2 separate regions of the Mus musculus genome follow, and region 2 is linked to region 1. Evidence: chromatin contacts called from ENCODE POLR2A ChIA-PET data. All regions are on one chromosome and are shown on one strand. Each heading gives the region's core, a stretch centred on a gene start or an enhancer-like site at or near the end of the contact. The rest is flanking DNA. Distances are from core to core; before and after follow the strand shown. Region 1 overlaps Pigl (phosphatidylinositol glycan anchor biosynthesis, class L). Region 2 holds the start of 2410006H16Rik (RIKEN cDNA 2410006H16 gene).

Region 1 (6,812 bases), core at 363-2,862:
AGCCTGTTCTCAACACCACACTAAACAACACACTGGCAAACTATGAAGTAAAATTTCCTATAAGAGTGCTGCAAGCTTTGTTGCAACAATATGAAGGATGTCTTTGAGAAGGAGAAGCACAGACTACTGATTTCTGTACAGCACTGTGATTCACAATGCCTCAGCAACCTCTGGGTACCTTTTACAAAATGCCAAAGAAAAAGTGGTGGCACATGCCTTTAATCCCAGGACTTGGGAGACAGAGACAGGTGGATCTCCAAGTATGAGGCCAGCCTGGTCTACAGGACTCCACAGGAGTTTGGGCATCTTTCATAAAGCACACAAGGGTCTCCAGTCTACAAGCAGCAGCAGTACTTACAGGTATGTAGAACAGACAGAAACAGGGCCCCAGTGTTCCAGGCTGAACTAACTACTAATTGGTACAACCCATGTATCCAGCAGGCCTTTTCTTCCTCTGTTTTTGGTTTTTGTTTTTTGTCTTTGTTTTTTTTGTTTTTTGTTTTTTTCTAGACAGGATTTCTCTGTGTAGACCAGGCTGGCCTTGAACTCAGAAATTCACCTGCCTCTGCCTCCTAAGTGCTGGGATTAAAGGCGTGGGCCACCGCGCCCAGCTCTTCCTCTGTTTTAGTGTCTTGGAAGAAGGTAAGTGGTCATAAACCCTCCTGCGTCAGCCTGTAGAAGCTTCAGCATACCTGCAAGGACAAGGCCCTGTGACCTGCGGACAGTATTAAGGAAATATTTCCTACAAGTACCTACACTTGTGATTTCCTGGCTCATTTTGCATCGAAGGCTAAAAGAAAAGGCCATTTTATGATTCCACTTGGGAGAGGGAAGCCCTGTGCAGAAAGGGGTCTGTTGGGACATTTAATCAAGGTGCTGACTGTTCCGCTCTCAGGGCATGTTCTTCCTTCTCCTCGTCCTTCTTTCCATTGTTTTATTTCCCCTCTAGGTTTGTCTCACTCTAGAGCCATGGTTCTCCACCTTCCTGATGCTGAGACCCTTTAATACAGTTCCTCATGTGTGGGGACCCCAACCAGAACATTATTTTGTTGCTATTTCAACTGTAACTTTGCCACTGTTATTTATCATGCAATGCTAAGAAACATGTATAACTAGCCATTAGAAATATGCAAATTAGTCAGGTGGTGGTAGCACACACTCTGATCATAGTGCTCAGGAGGCAGAGGCAGGCAGATTTTTTGTGAGTTCAAGGCTACCCTGGTCTACCGAGTGAGTTCTGGGACAGCCAAGGCTTCATAGAGAAACCCTGTCTCAAGAAAACAACAACAAAGAATCATAGATATCTGATATGCACAATATCTCATCTTCAACGCCAAAGGGGATGAGACCCACAAATTGAGAACCACTGCCCTTACTCCACAGAAGTTACTGAACCCTGCTTTCAACTGTTGGGTCCAACCTTTTAGCTTAGATCCATTTCCCTTGTCTTCCCTGGTCCTCCTGTGCTCCAGCAGGAACGCTGCAGGATGGCCTCAGCATGGGGAGACAGCCCCTGCCTCCCTAAATGAGCCCTTGGTGAGGACGGGCCAACTGCTGGGCTCCAACTAAGCTTCCAGGCCCTGGGCCTGCCAAAGCCGTTACACTGAACCCTACTGACCTTTACCCACTTTAGATGACAAAGGAAGTAATTAAGTTTAGAAATGTGCCTGAAGTGGGTGGAGGAGGGGCAGCAGATTCTGCCAGCACTGTGCTAAACAAGCCACAAGACCAAATAAGGGTGTCTGAACCACTTCCATCTGTATGAGAGTTCAGAGTGCAGTGTGCAAAAGTAGGACTTGGTTCTCAGGGAGCTAAGTCGTTACCTAACCCTGCTGGAGCTCTGCTGGAGCTCTGCAGCAGCACCGGTCCTGGTCGCTTCTGCAGAGGCTGTGTCTGAGAGAAGACAAAGCAAACCTCCTCTTGCTAGTGGAGCCCAGGGGCCTCCCTTCTCAGACGTACTGACTGGAGGAGTCTCCTGCACCACAGATTCTCCAGAGTGTTTGCATGGCACTGCTGAGGGACTGTAAAAGTACCAGTAAGGACGAGTCACTAGAATGTGTGAAGGTCAGAGTTTGAGGATATTTCACTATTAGAAAAGCAAGCGTCACAGGCTGAGGCGAGCTTGTTTACTGAACACAGCAGTCCCGGGTGGAGCCGGGAGCTGGGAGCATTTTCCTGTAGCACTAACACTGTTTGCTAAGTCCACCCTCTTCCCGCTCTCAAGGGCTTGTCAAACACAAGGCCTGGCCACAGTCTTCCTCTGCTCCCCTGGATGGTGGCCATCCTCCTCCTCCTCCTCCTCCTCTTCCTCCTCCTCCTCCTCCTCCTCCTCCTCCACCTCCACCTCCTTGTCCTCCTCAGAGGCCTGCGACACTCTCAGCTCCACCAGCTGCCGGTGCGCTTCAGCAACCACTGCCAGCTAGCTGCTCATGCCGCCAGCTCATCATACTGCCTCCTTGGCTTGGAATCCCTGACCTCTTGGCTCTCCTTTCCCTGGGAAATTCCTTCATCCTGCAAGATCCCAAACCTCAGCTCCACTCAGCCCTAAGCATAAAGAGTGACCTATATCCATGTTTGGCTATTGCCTTGGGTATGATACAGAAGTGTGTACTTGGTCCATGTTAGCTAAGTGAACACTGAATTTGTTCTGAGTCTTGCCCTGATGTTTTGGGGTCCCGGGCACCCTTATCTCCAGATACTCACTGTTGTCTGACAAGCCCATGGCTCAGGCTCAGTCTACCACCTGCTTTCTAGCTCAGGGCTTCTATGACATCTCAGTCCTGGGGCACCCAAGTAAGCTCACCTTGAAGTCTGAAGAGCTAACAGGCTACAACCTGCCCTCTGTGTGGAGGTACTGTACATACAGCTTTTTAGACACCCATGGGATCTAATAAGCCATGTATCAAATCAATAAAACCACCCTCCTTCCCAGCTTCCCTCCCTCTATGGCTCACTATCCCTCCCTCTGTGCCTTCCACAGTCCTTGTCTCCAGGTGACAGTGAGGTGGCTTCAGTGTAGGCTCTGCTTTCTGGGAAGCTGAGACTTGGTTATCTCAAGGCTCCAATCTATTGGGAGCTTGTCATTTGGAGGCCCTCCCACTTTATTGCCTTGTTGTGAAAATTCAATTTCTTTTCATATTCCTATTCCTCTTTCACATGAGTTATTCTTTATGTGACAAGCAAAGGTTTAGGGGCTGGGGGCTCTTTCTGGTGTACACACTAACATTCCACGTCTTGGGTGGATCCTCACTTTCAAGTTCACAAGGATAGAGAAATCGCCCCCCTGGTGGTGAAGCTGTAGAACTGCTAGTCCTTTGGTAAGGGAGGTGAATGTAGGTTAGGTAATTCTTTTTTTTTTTCCCCTGAGACAGGGTTTCTCTGTGTAGCCCTGGCTCTCCTGGAACTCACTTTATAGACCAGGCTGGCCTCGAACTCAGAAATCCGCCTGCCTCTGCCTCCGGAGTGCTGGGATTAAAGGCATGCACCTCCGTCGCCCGGCATAGATTAGGTATTTCTACTTGCTCTACCGGCCTTTAAGCTTCTCCATTTCCTTATCGGAATTTTCTAGAAGTCTAGGGTCAGACTCACGGAAGCCATTTGAACTCTGCCTGTGCCCTTCTCCACAAGCATCTTGCTTTTATTTTGCATTTCTTGCATTCTTTCTGAGAATCCTAAAAATGCATTATATTTTGATATTTTGCATTCCTTCCTTGTAATTTTGCCTGTTTTCCTTAAATGATCTTTTCTCTTTTTTAACCCAGGCCGATCTCAAACTTGACTTCCTGCCTCAGTCTTCTGAGTCTGATTCAGCTTTTAACCCTCTTTAAGGTTTTTATGTTTTTCCTGGCATATATTAGTTTACATAGTAATGGGTTTCATTTTGACATTCTCAAAAATGTATACAATGTCCCTTCATGGTCATCAGCCCCCATAGCACTCCCTTGTGACCCCTCCCCTCCTACTGCTTCTCTCTCTCTTCCCAGCTGGCCCTCCTTATCCACGTCTTTCTTTTTTTCTTCTCCTTTTGTTTGTGTGTTTGACCCAGTGAGTTTACTTAGGGTTGTTTTCAGCAGCATGGGTGATGGGTTATTTATAGGAACACAGGCCCCTCGCCAGTGCTTGCACCACTGGAGAAAATGTCTCTCTCCCCATCAATCATTAACCCTCTATAGATCCTCAGGGGTGGGTAGGGCCTCCTAAATTCCTGATGATCTCAATCTTATTCAAGTTTTATGCTCATAATCACAACTGCTGAGAGTATAAGAATGCAAAGTCAGGCTGGGTGTGGTGGCCCTAGCCTTTAATCTCAGTACTCAGGAAGCAGAGTCAGGCCGATTGCTATAGTTCTTTCTATATAGAGTTCAAGGCCAGCAAAGACTACTTAGTGAGACCTCTAAAAAAAGAAAAAGGAGAAGAAGAAAGGAAGAAAGACAGACAAGAAAGAAAGTCAATGCACATGTCATATCAGGATAACAACTCTTTATTTAAAATATTTTTTGAGGGTTGCAGAGATAGCTTAGCGGGTAAGAGCACTGACTGCTCTTCCAAAGGTCCTGAGTTCAAATCCTAGCAACCACATGGTGGCTCACAACCATCTGTAATGAGATCTGATGCCCTCTTCTGGGGTGTCTGAAGACAGCTACAGTGTACTTACATAGAGATAAGTAAATAAGTTTTTTTTAAAAAAAGGTTTTTTGAAATGTATATATGTATATGCCTATAGGTATATGAGAGAGTACGTGTGTACAGGTGCCTGTGGGTGTGTACAGTGCCTGTGGAGAACAGAAGATGGCATCAGATCCCCTGCATCTAGAGTTACAAGTGATTGTGGACGCCTAACATAGGTGTTGGGAACTAAACTTATATCCTCCAAAAGAGCAGAAAACACATTATTGACTTCTGAGCCATCTTTCTAGTCCCCTTAACAGACTATATATATATATATATATAGTGTATTAGAGTTTTGTCTGCAATATATATATATATATTGTATTAGAGTTTTGTCTGCATGTATGTCTGTGTGAGGATATAACCTGAGGCTGCAGCTACAGACAGTTGTGAGCTGCCATGTAAGTGTTGAGAATTGAACCCAGGTCCTCTGAAAGAGCAGTCAGTTCTCTTAACAGATAAACCACCTCTTGGGCCACAGCCCTCAGTAGTGTTTTAGAGATTATTGGGTTGTGAGGCACATTGCCACTCTGCCTGGCTTTGCATGGTCATACCCCTACCTGCACAGCCTTGACCTGACAGCAAGGCACAACCATCTGTAATTCCTGGTTCCAGAGGATTTCATGCTCTCGATGGCTTCCTCAGGGACCAGGCACACAAGTGCATAGACACGCATGAAGCCAAATACTTATACATACAACATCATAAAAATGTTTGTTTGTTTGTTTTCCGAGACAGGGTTTTTCTGTATAGCCCTGCCTGTCCTGGAACTCACTCTGTAGACCAGGCTGGCCTCGAACTCAGAAATCCGCCTGCCTCTGCCTCCCAAGTGCTGGGATTAAAGGCGTGTGCCACCACTACCTGGCCTAAAACATTTTTAATTTAAAAAGTATTTTATTCAGAGGTGGTGAAGTACACCTTTAATCCCAGCAAGGGAAGCAGAGGCCAGCCTGGTGGTCTACAGTGAAGTTCCAGGCCAGTCAGAGTTATATAGCGAGACCCTGTCTCAAAATAAAGCAAATACTTTGTTTTTGAGGGTGAGCAAGTTGACTCAGCAGGTAAAGATGTCCCCCGCTGAGCCTGATGATTTGAATTCAATCCACAGGACCCACATGGTGGAAAGAGGGAGGCAGCTCCCACTGTGTGTCTGCTGAACTCCACATGCACACTGTGGCAAGCACTCATGCATGCAGGAATGCAAACATGTATGCATTCACACAAAATCAATAAATGAAACATAATTGTTTAGAAAAAAGAATGTTTAGTCCTCATCTTCCTTTGGACACTTCCTTCCATTGGAAGTTAAGCCTTTTTTGTTCAGTTTCCTTTGCCGGCTCTTTCAGGAAACAACCCAGGATTGAGCTAGGCAGGAGGTGAATGTTAAGGCGCAAAGCATCACCTTGCGTTTAGTAATGGAAATTTTTAGGAGCTCAAAGCTCAATAACTTTGTTGCCCATCCTTGGAGGCTTCCAGAAATCTGGACTTGGATGTTAAAAAATTACAAGGGAACTGCTTTAGAATATATGCCCACTGGGGCCGGACAGGCTGATCAGTGGTTAAGAGCACTGTCACTCTTCCAGAGGACCTGGGTTCGATTCCCAGAAGTAGAGCACTTGCCTAACAGCCCTCAGAAACACGCGCACACGTGCACCCCTTAGTTCTTAGAGCAGGCATGATGTATGCTTACTAGTGTTTCCAATCAGCTTGTAAAATGCACAGCCCTCCACCCTCACCCCATCCCCATTCCCTGATACTCTCCCCCACCTTTGTCAACAGTTCCCATCTACTCTTCTTAACAGGGTTCTCTTTTTTTTAAGATTTATTTATAATAATAATAATGATAATAATGTTCAGATGCACCAGAAGAGGGCATCAGATCTCATTACAGATTGCTGTGACCCATCATGTGGTTGCTGGGACCTTCGGAAGAGCAGTTGGTTCTCTTAACCACTGAGCCATCTCTCCAGCCCTTAACAGGGTTCTTGTAAGAATTAGTCTACATGCATACTCCTCACTTCATCTTTGACGCAGAAATTGAGTTTCGCTGATTTTATCACAAGGAAATATTGAGAGCCACATACAAAGAGTTGTATGTGTTGGGTACTTGTCATAATCTTAGTACAGTAATAAGCACAGGAAACAAC
Region 2 (6,383 bases), core at 3,414-5,913, 110 kb after region 1:
GCTGATTCTGTCACCCACAGGGTGGAGGAAGTAAACTGGGCTGCATGGGAGAAGACCCTTCCCACCTTATCTGAGGATCCATCAGGGGCAGGCATCACTGGTGAGTGCCCTTGGGGGCTGCAGCCCTTACCATGGTTCGTGTGAGCATGTGCTGTGTGTGTGTGTGTGTGGGGGGGGGTCTGCTGGCAAAACAGCCTTCGAAAGGCCTGCTGGGACTCAGAGCCAGGTGGTGTGATTTGCTTTGCAGCTGTGCCCACACCTGCTCCTCCTGTGGGGACTGACTGGTCCTCTCTATCCCAAGCCTGCCCTGCTGGCCTTTCTAGGGAAGGGTCCTTAGCCCTTATTTGCTTCTGCCTCACTCTGGCCTCCTTGCCGACTTCTCCCCTGCCCTGGTTATCAGTTGGACCCTGTGCATAGGTCTGGGCTGGATCTGGATTTGGGTTCCCAGCAAGGGAACAAGTTAGAAAGCATGTTCCTGAACTTTTCAATCCTATCCTGGTCTACAGCACAGGTGGCATCTCTCTGGGCCACCTTTGACAGGCCAGCTTATCTGACTTAAGCCCCACCCCCTTAAGTCTCAGTTGAAGCCACTTCCTGTAAATCTCTGTAGCATTTGGCTGGTCTGTTCTAGCCCTATAACAGCCTTCCTGTCTCTACCTTGTTGCCTCCACCAAAGCCAACTCCTCTCTCCCACCCCAGGCATGCTCTCTGACGCTTCCGTGCAATTCTCAATATTCCCGTCTCTTTCTTGACAAATGTCTCTTGTCATAAACCCCATCCGAGTTGCCTATGATCTGCTACCAGGAGGCTCTCCCAGCATCTTGCTACCCCAAGCCTGATGGTTGCCTGCTTCTTCCTATCCTCACATCAAGGCTTTCTTTCTACCTTTGCTATCCCTTCACAAAACGCCAGGATAGCGAGTCATTTGGGTGCTCATCTGGTCCAGGTGTTTTTTTTTTTTTTTTTGGTTTTTCGAGACAGGGTTTCTCTGTATAGCCCTGGCTGTCCTGGAACTCATTTTGTAGACCAGGCTGACCACAAACTCAGAAATCCACCTGCCTCTGCCTCCCAAGTGCTGGGATTAAAGGCGTGCGCCACCACGCCCGGCGATCCAGGTGTTCCATACCCAAATCCCAGTCTTTCTATGAGCTAGCCACACTGGCTTGATTGGAAACAATCCCAGCAGGTAGTGTGCATGTAACTCTAACCTTCACACCTAGACGTGGGCCCTCTGCCCACTCCTCCTATCTGATGCTGACCCTTGGCCTCTCAGGCATCTGCTTACCCTTGCACCTCTGTGCCCACAAGGTGTCTCAGCATCTACCCCAACCTTCAGACAGAATTTTCTGCTTCAGGCCTGTACCACTCCCTTCTGGATAATGTCGCCAAGGTCTTCACAGGCCTTATGCTACACAGCTCCAGAAGGGCCATAATCTTCGCTATCCCCATGCTGTTGTCAAGGTTCTTCCTCAAGAGTTCTGTCATCACAACAGCCATTCCCTCTGCAGTACTCTTTGTTCTTTATGTGTCTCTGAGCTCTCATCTTCCCGGGGTGTCCATCCATATCCACCCCCAACCCCAAAGGAGGGTCACCTCTCTCCTTTGAGCTTCCTGACTTGTTTTCCCTGCTCCTCAGTGTGCCTCAGAGGCTCTGGTTTCTGACAGAGCCTGTCAAATCTGTGGACCTTTGAGTTTCTGTGGGGAGACCCCTGAGTGGTCCATGGAGGGGTCAGGGGATTCTGGGAGGAGGGATGCAGGGAGGTGAGGTTCCAGGATTTGCTGTTATACCCACAACATGGTGGGCTCTCAAGGCTGTGGCCCTCCTGTTTCCCTGTCACCTCCTTCCAGGGGATGCATGGAGGGCAAAGTCACAGTGATCCTTGTTCTATTTACAGGTTATAAAAAGAACCCAACCTCTAAACCTGGGAAGAACAGTGCCTCAGAGGAAGACCATCTGCCTCTTCAGGTCCTCCAGTCCCACTGACGGTCCAGATGCGGCAGCAGCAGGCTGGCAGGGTAGAGTAGGGAATTTTGCCAGCCACACCCGAGGCTACTGAATTTTGGTGGAAATATAAATATTTTTTGCATAACCAAGTCTTCTAGAAGTATTATTTTAAAAAGTTACTGGGCCGGGCGTGGTGGCGCATGCCTTTAATCCCAGCACTTGGGAGGCAGAGGCAGGTGGATTTCTGAGTTCGAGGCCAGCCTGGTCTACAAAGTGAGCTCCAGGACAGCCAGAGCTATAAAGAGAAACCCTGTCTCGAAAAACCAAAAAAAAAAAAAAAAAAAAAAAAAAATTACTGGAACGTTGCCTCTGGTCGTACTTGCATGTGTCTCTAAGAGCCAACCTGGGTCAGGGGCTAGTCTGCTCAGAAACCCTCACCAGCCACACCTCATTCTACTCCTGTCCTCTTCCACAAGACAAATGAAGCCACTGTCCCACCTCTAGGATCACGGTCTCCTTCTGGAAGCTCTGGATCGTTGCTCTCACTCACCTGGGCTTCAGCTTCCCACTTCTCTTTACCACTCTTTGCAGGAAAGCCAGAGGACCTTCTTGACATAAGACAAGCAAGCCCACCTCTGAACTCTTTGGGTCTGAGAGCAGTATCCTCGGCCTTGTGCTCTTTTTTTGTTTTTTTGCCCATGAGTTCCAGACCCACCCAACCCTGTACTCCTTTTGTTTTCAGGGGAGTTTGATGAAAAGTCCTTAGTACTTTTTCTTAATTATTCACAAAGCCTGAAGGGCTTCATATTTGGCTCTTTGACTTGGCGTTTGCTAGATGTTTCTGCAACTTGAAACTCCCAGAAGGGGGAGGGCAAGGGAGAGCTGCACCTCTGTTAAAGATTCAAGGCCAAATGACTCAAGATTGAAATTAGTGTTCAAACCAGAGCTAAATTATTTTGGACTATTTTTGGTCCCTTTGAAGCCATCCATATCCCTTGCCCCCGAGTTAACATCCTTGTGACTATGAAAACCTTATATTACTATTCTTGACAGGCCACTAATTTCCACACATTCAAAAGCTAAAAACATCATTGGGCAGCACCTGAAACCTACAACAGAGTCCTCATCTTTACTGTAACTTGCCAATTGAGGTCCCCACCAAATGACTTTCCTTGTTCTGTAACAAGTTAGGCAATGGTGGTGGCACATGCCTGTAATCCCAGCACTCGAGAGGCAGAGGCAGGCAGATCTCCAGGTTCAAGATCAGCCTAGTCTACAGAGCAAGTTCCAGGACCGCCAGTGCTACACAGAAAACAGCACCTGTCTCGAAAACGGCACCAAACCAAAACCAACCAACCAACCAAGCAAACAAAAACCCAAGACACTTCCAATATAGAACATGGTATTTGGGGACCCATGAATCTTGTGTTCCTGGCCATGGTCAAGCATATTTGGCTCCAAGGGAAATTATCTTATTCCCTTTAAGAATGTTTTGGCCTGGACTTCCCTCCCTCCATCAAAATTCTGTTTATTCCTCAGACCACCAAGATTGCAGTCTCATGACCACCTGTCTAGTTCTGTCAAAATGAGTTGCCTCCTCAGCCTATTTGCATAAGAAGTGCATGCAAGCACTTATGTGTGTGTTGCTGGGTAGAACCCAGCATATCATATATACTAGCTCAACAGATTTTGCACTGAGGTGTTTTGAGACAGGATTTCATTCCGTAGGCCAGGCTGGTCTTGAACTCACAAGAACCCTACTCTAGTCTTCAGGTTCACATATCCCAGGCTGACCTCATAGCTGAAGATGACCTTGAACTTCTGATTCTGCTGCCTCCACATACCCAGAGCTTGGGAGTTTGTCACAATGTCCAGTTTATGAGGTGCTGGGGATGGAGCTCAGAACTTCATGTTTGCTAGGGAAACACTGCATCCCCAACCCTTGAGAAAATCAAACATACTCATATACTGAAGGCATAGCATTAGCAGTTTTCTATTACCTATGCCCGATGCAAGTCTCTCCAGTCAGAAGTGGAAAGAGCAGGGGGCAATGGAAATGGATCAAGAGCTCTTCTTGATTCTACAGTTCTCTAAGGAATGTGATGAGGGCCGTCTGCATAGGGCCTTGAGAGACTCCGTGGATATGTTGTAAAAATAATGGGGTGCAGAACGGCCCCAATCATTACACTTTTGTAACAGCGTTTGTCTTTGAACGCGGTTTCGTGTGTGTTAGCGTAGATGAGCCAGGCTCTCCACCACCCAGTTAGATTATATAGGCCCGCTTTTTTTTTTTTTTTTTTAAATTTAAAATAGAGACAGGGGCTCATTAAATTGCCCAGGCTGGACTCGAATTCTTGCGTCGGGTTCCTAATCGATTACGATTACAGGCCTGCACTGTCAGGTCTGACTACACATTTCACACACTACACACGTTCACAAAGGACTAATAAGTCAGGGAAGACAACGAGGACGGAAAACCGCGGAAAGGATGTCGAGTCCGCGCTTAACCCAACACGCAGGCGCGCTGGAGCTCGCGCGCTCTTCGCTACCCAGAATCCCCCGGGGCGGGGGAGACCACTCGCTCAACAGAACGGGGGAGGCCTGGGTCGCGAGGCGGGCCGCTGGAAGTTCCCGTGAGCCTTTGCCGCCCTCACCTCCCTGGGGTGAGGAGTGGTCTATTCCTAGCCCTTAAGAGGAGGGCGCTCACGCGCCGTCTTTCTCTGCGGCCATCATGGGATCGTGCTCTTCTCGCTCGTTGAGCTGGTCCCTTCGCCGTGGCCTGCTGGTGACGGTCTGGAGCGATGCTGAGCCCGGGCCCAGCCTCTCAGCTCCGCCTTGTGCGCTGCACAGATCTAGGGGAGCCTGGTAAGTCGAGGTCTGCATCGCGGGGCGCCGCGCGTGGGCGGGGTGTCGGCTGCAATGATGATGAAACTAGAAAAAAAAGGAAGTGCCGTCCGATGCGACAACTGACGACATCCCTAGTTAGCTGACTGCAGTCGTTTAAGCCTCGGCGACCCAGTGCTGAACACAAGTGTTCTAATTGCCCCTCATGACTCTTACTCTTCTAACCTTTCAGACGGGACGTTGACAACGTGGAATAGGAGCAGTATCATCCCACCATGAGGTAAGGGTTTCTGGAGTATCAGGTGGGGTTCATAGACAAGAGGCTGTGTAGCTTTCGCTCCAGGGACTCCCAACATACCCTGGCCCATGTGGGCACATACATAAATTTAAGACGTGTCTCCATTTAGTGGCTGGAACTACTAGTTGGAGGACAGCAGAAAGCTTGACTGCTGTGATGAGATGACTAAGTAGGAAGTGCCGTCAGAGTCGATAACTGACGATAACTGCTCCTGGCTGACTGCAGTCAAGCCCACACCGGTGGCTGGGGTTTAGGTTTAACTTGGGCTGGACTTTTAACAACTGCTGTACTTCTAGGTTGGGGATTTAAGAGTGGAAGATTGCCAACAGCTGTGGCCTCCCATGAGGTAAGCTTTCAGCTTGGGATTTTAGACCGTTTTGATTTGAGCTAGAGTGTTCATGTATGAGCATCAGTTTTGCCTGTACTCAATACTGGTTGTAGCTGATGGGGGTGGTTAAGTAAGGCAACAGTGCACAGCTCTTACTGTAGAGCCATTTTTTTTTTAAGATTTATCATATCTAAGTACGCTGTAGCTGTTTTCAGATGCACCAGAAGAGGGCATCAGATCTCATTACGGATGGTTGTGAGCCACCATGTGGTTGCTGGGATTTGAACTCCGGACCTTCCGAAGAGCAGTCGGTGCTCTTAACCACAGAGCCATCTCCAGCCCCCTATAGAGCCATTTTTGTGTGTGTTTGCTGTCTTGATGCTAGAAAAAAATGGCACCGGACTTAGGTGGTTGTGAGCCACAATTAGTGCTGGCAGTCAAACCTGGTCTTCTAAGAACTTAGACCTTCTAGTCCATTAACTTGGGTCTTAAAATTTTCAGTTAATGTGGTCTTACAATTGAACCCAGTTGGGCTGGTTTGGCTAGTTGTAAATGTATTTTAGTAATTTGAAAAATACTTCCCTTTTAGGTCTAGGATGTGTTAAGAACTGTAGCTTTCTTGAGAAGAGGCAGGCAGAGTTCAGGCCAGCCTCGTCTACAGTAGTGAGCCAGGGCTACAAAGAAATCCAAAAGAGAAAAGCCAGGGTGGGAGGGCAGCCATTGATTTTGCAAGGCTGTTATATATAATGTCCTGTTTTCTGCAATCCATTTTAGGGTGTCCCCTTTCAAGTTCTCAGAACGGACGCAGGACTGCAGATCTGTGCTGGCAGCAGCAGAGGTGAGTTGGTCTGTACAGTGACTATCTGTTATTACTCTGAGAGATATCAAATGATGATATCACCTAAAATAGCTGGAATTACCGGCAGATTGGTAGTGGTGAGCCTATGGTTTTCTGAAGATATCATTAA

The links. ChIA-PET counts read pairs that join two places held with the same protein, here RNA polymerase II (POLR2A).
Region 2: POLR2A ChIA-PET joins it to region 1 with 49 read pairs in embryonic stem cell. The contact joins the promoter of 2410006H16Rik here to the enhancer-like site in region 1. POLR2A ChIA-PET finds 5 or more read pairs at or near these places in 5 of 5 experiments (Patski and embryonic stem cell).

The regions. Positions count from the first base shown.
Region 1 is chr11:62,493,244-62,500,055 of GRCm38, forward strand. All of the region lies in intron 2 of Pigl (phosphatidylinositol glycan anchor biosynthesis, class L), which reads left to right. Among named protein-coding and RNA genes, the nearest start is that of Pigl, 38 kb to the left of the region's middle. Within about 2 kb of position 1,613, at least 2 of the 3 ENCODE cell types and tissues checked have a DNase peak (open chromatin) inside an H3K27ac peak, as active enhancers do.
Region 2 is chr11:62,598,214-62,604,596 of GRCm38, forward strand. 2410006H16Rik (RIKEN cDNA 2410006H16 gene) reads left to right here and starts at 4,664. Exons shown (of 5, transcript NR_030738.1): 1 at 4,664-4,810; 2 at 5,022-5,069; 3 at 5,384-5,433; 4 at 6,190-6,253. It overlaps Snord49b (small nucleolar RNA, C/D box 49B), which reads left to right and starts at 4,873; the gene lies at 4,873-4,935. Snord49a (small nucleolar RNA, C/D box 49A) reads left to right here and starts at 5,247; the gene lies at 5,247-5,308. It overlaps Trpv2 (transient receptor potential cation channel, subfamily V, member 2), which reads left to right. Exons shown (of 15, transcript NM_001382489.1): 14 at 21-100; 15 at 1,896-2,090. The coding sequence ends at 1,984. It also overlaps Snord65.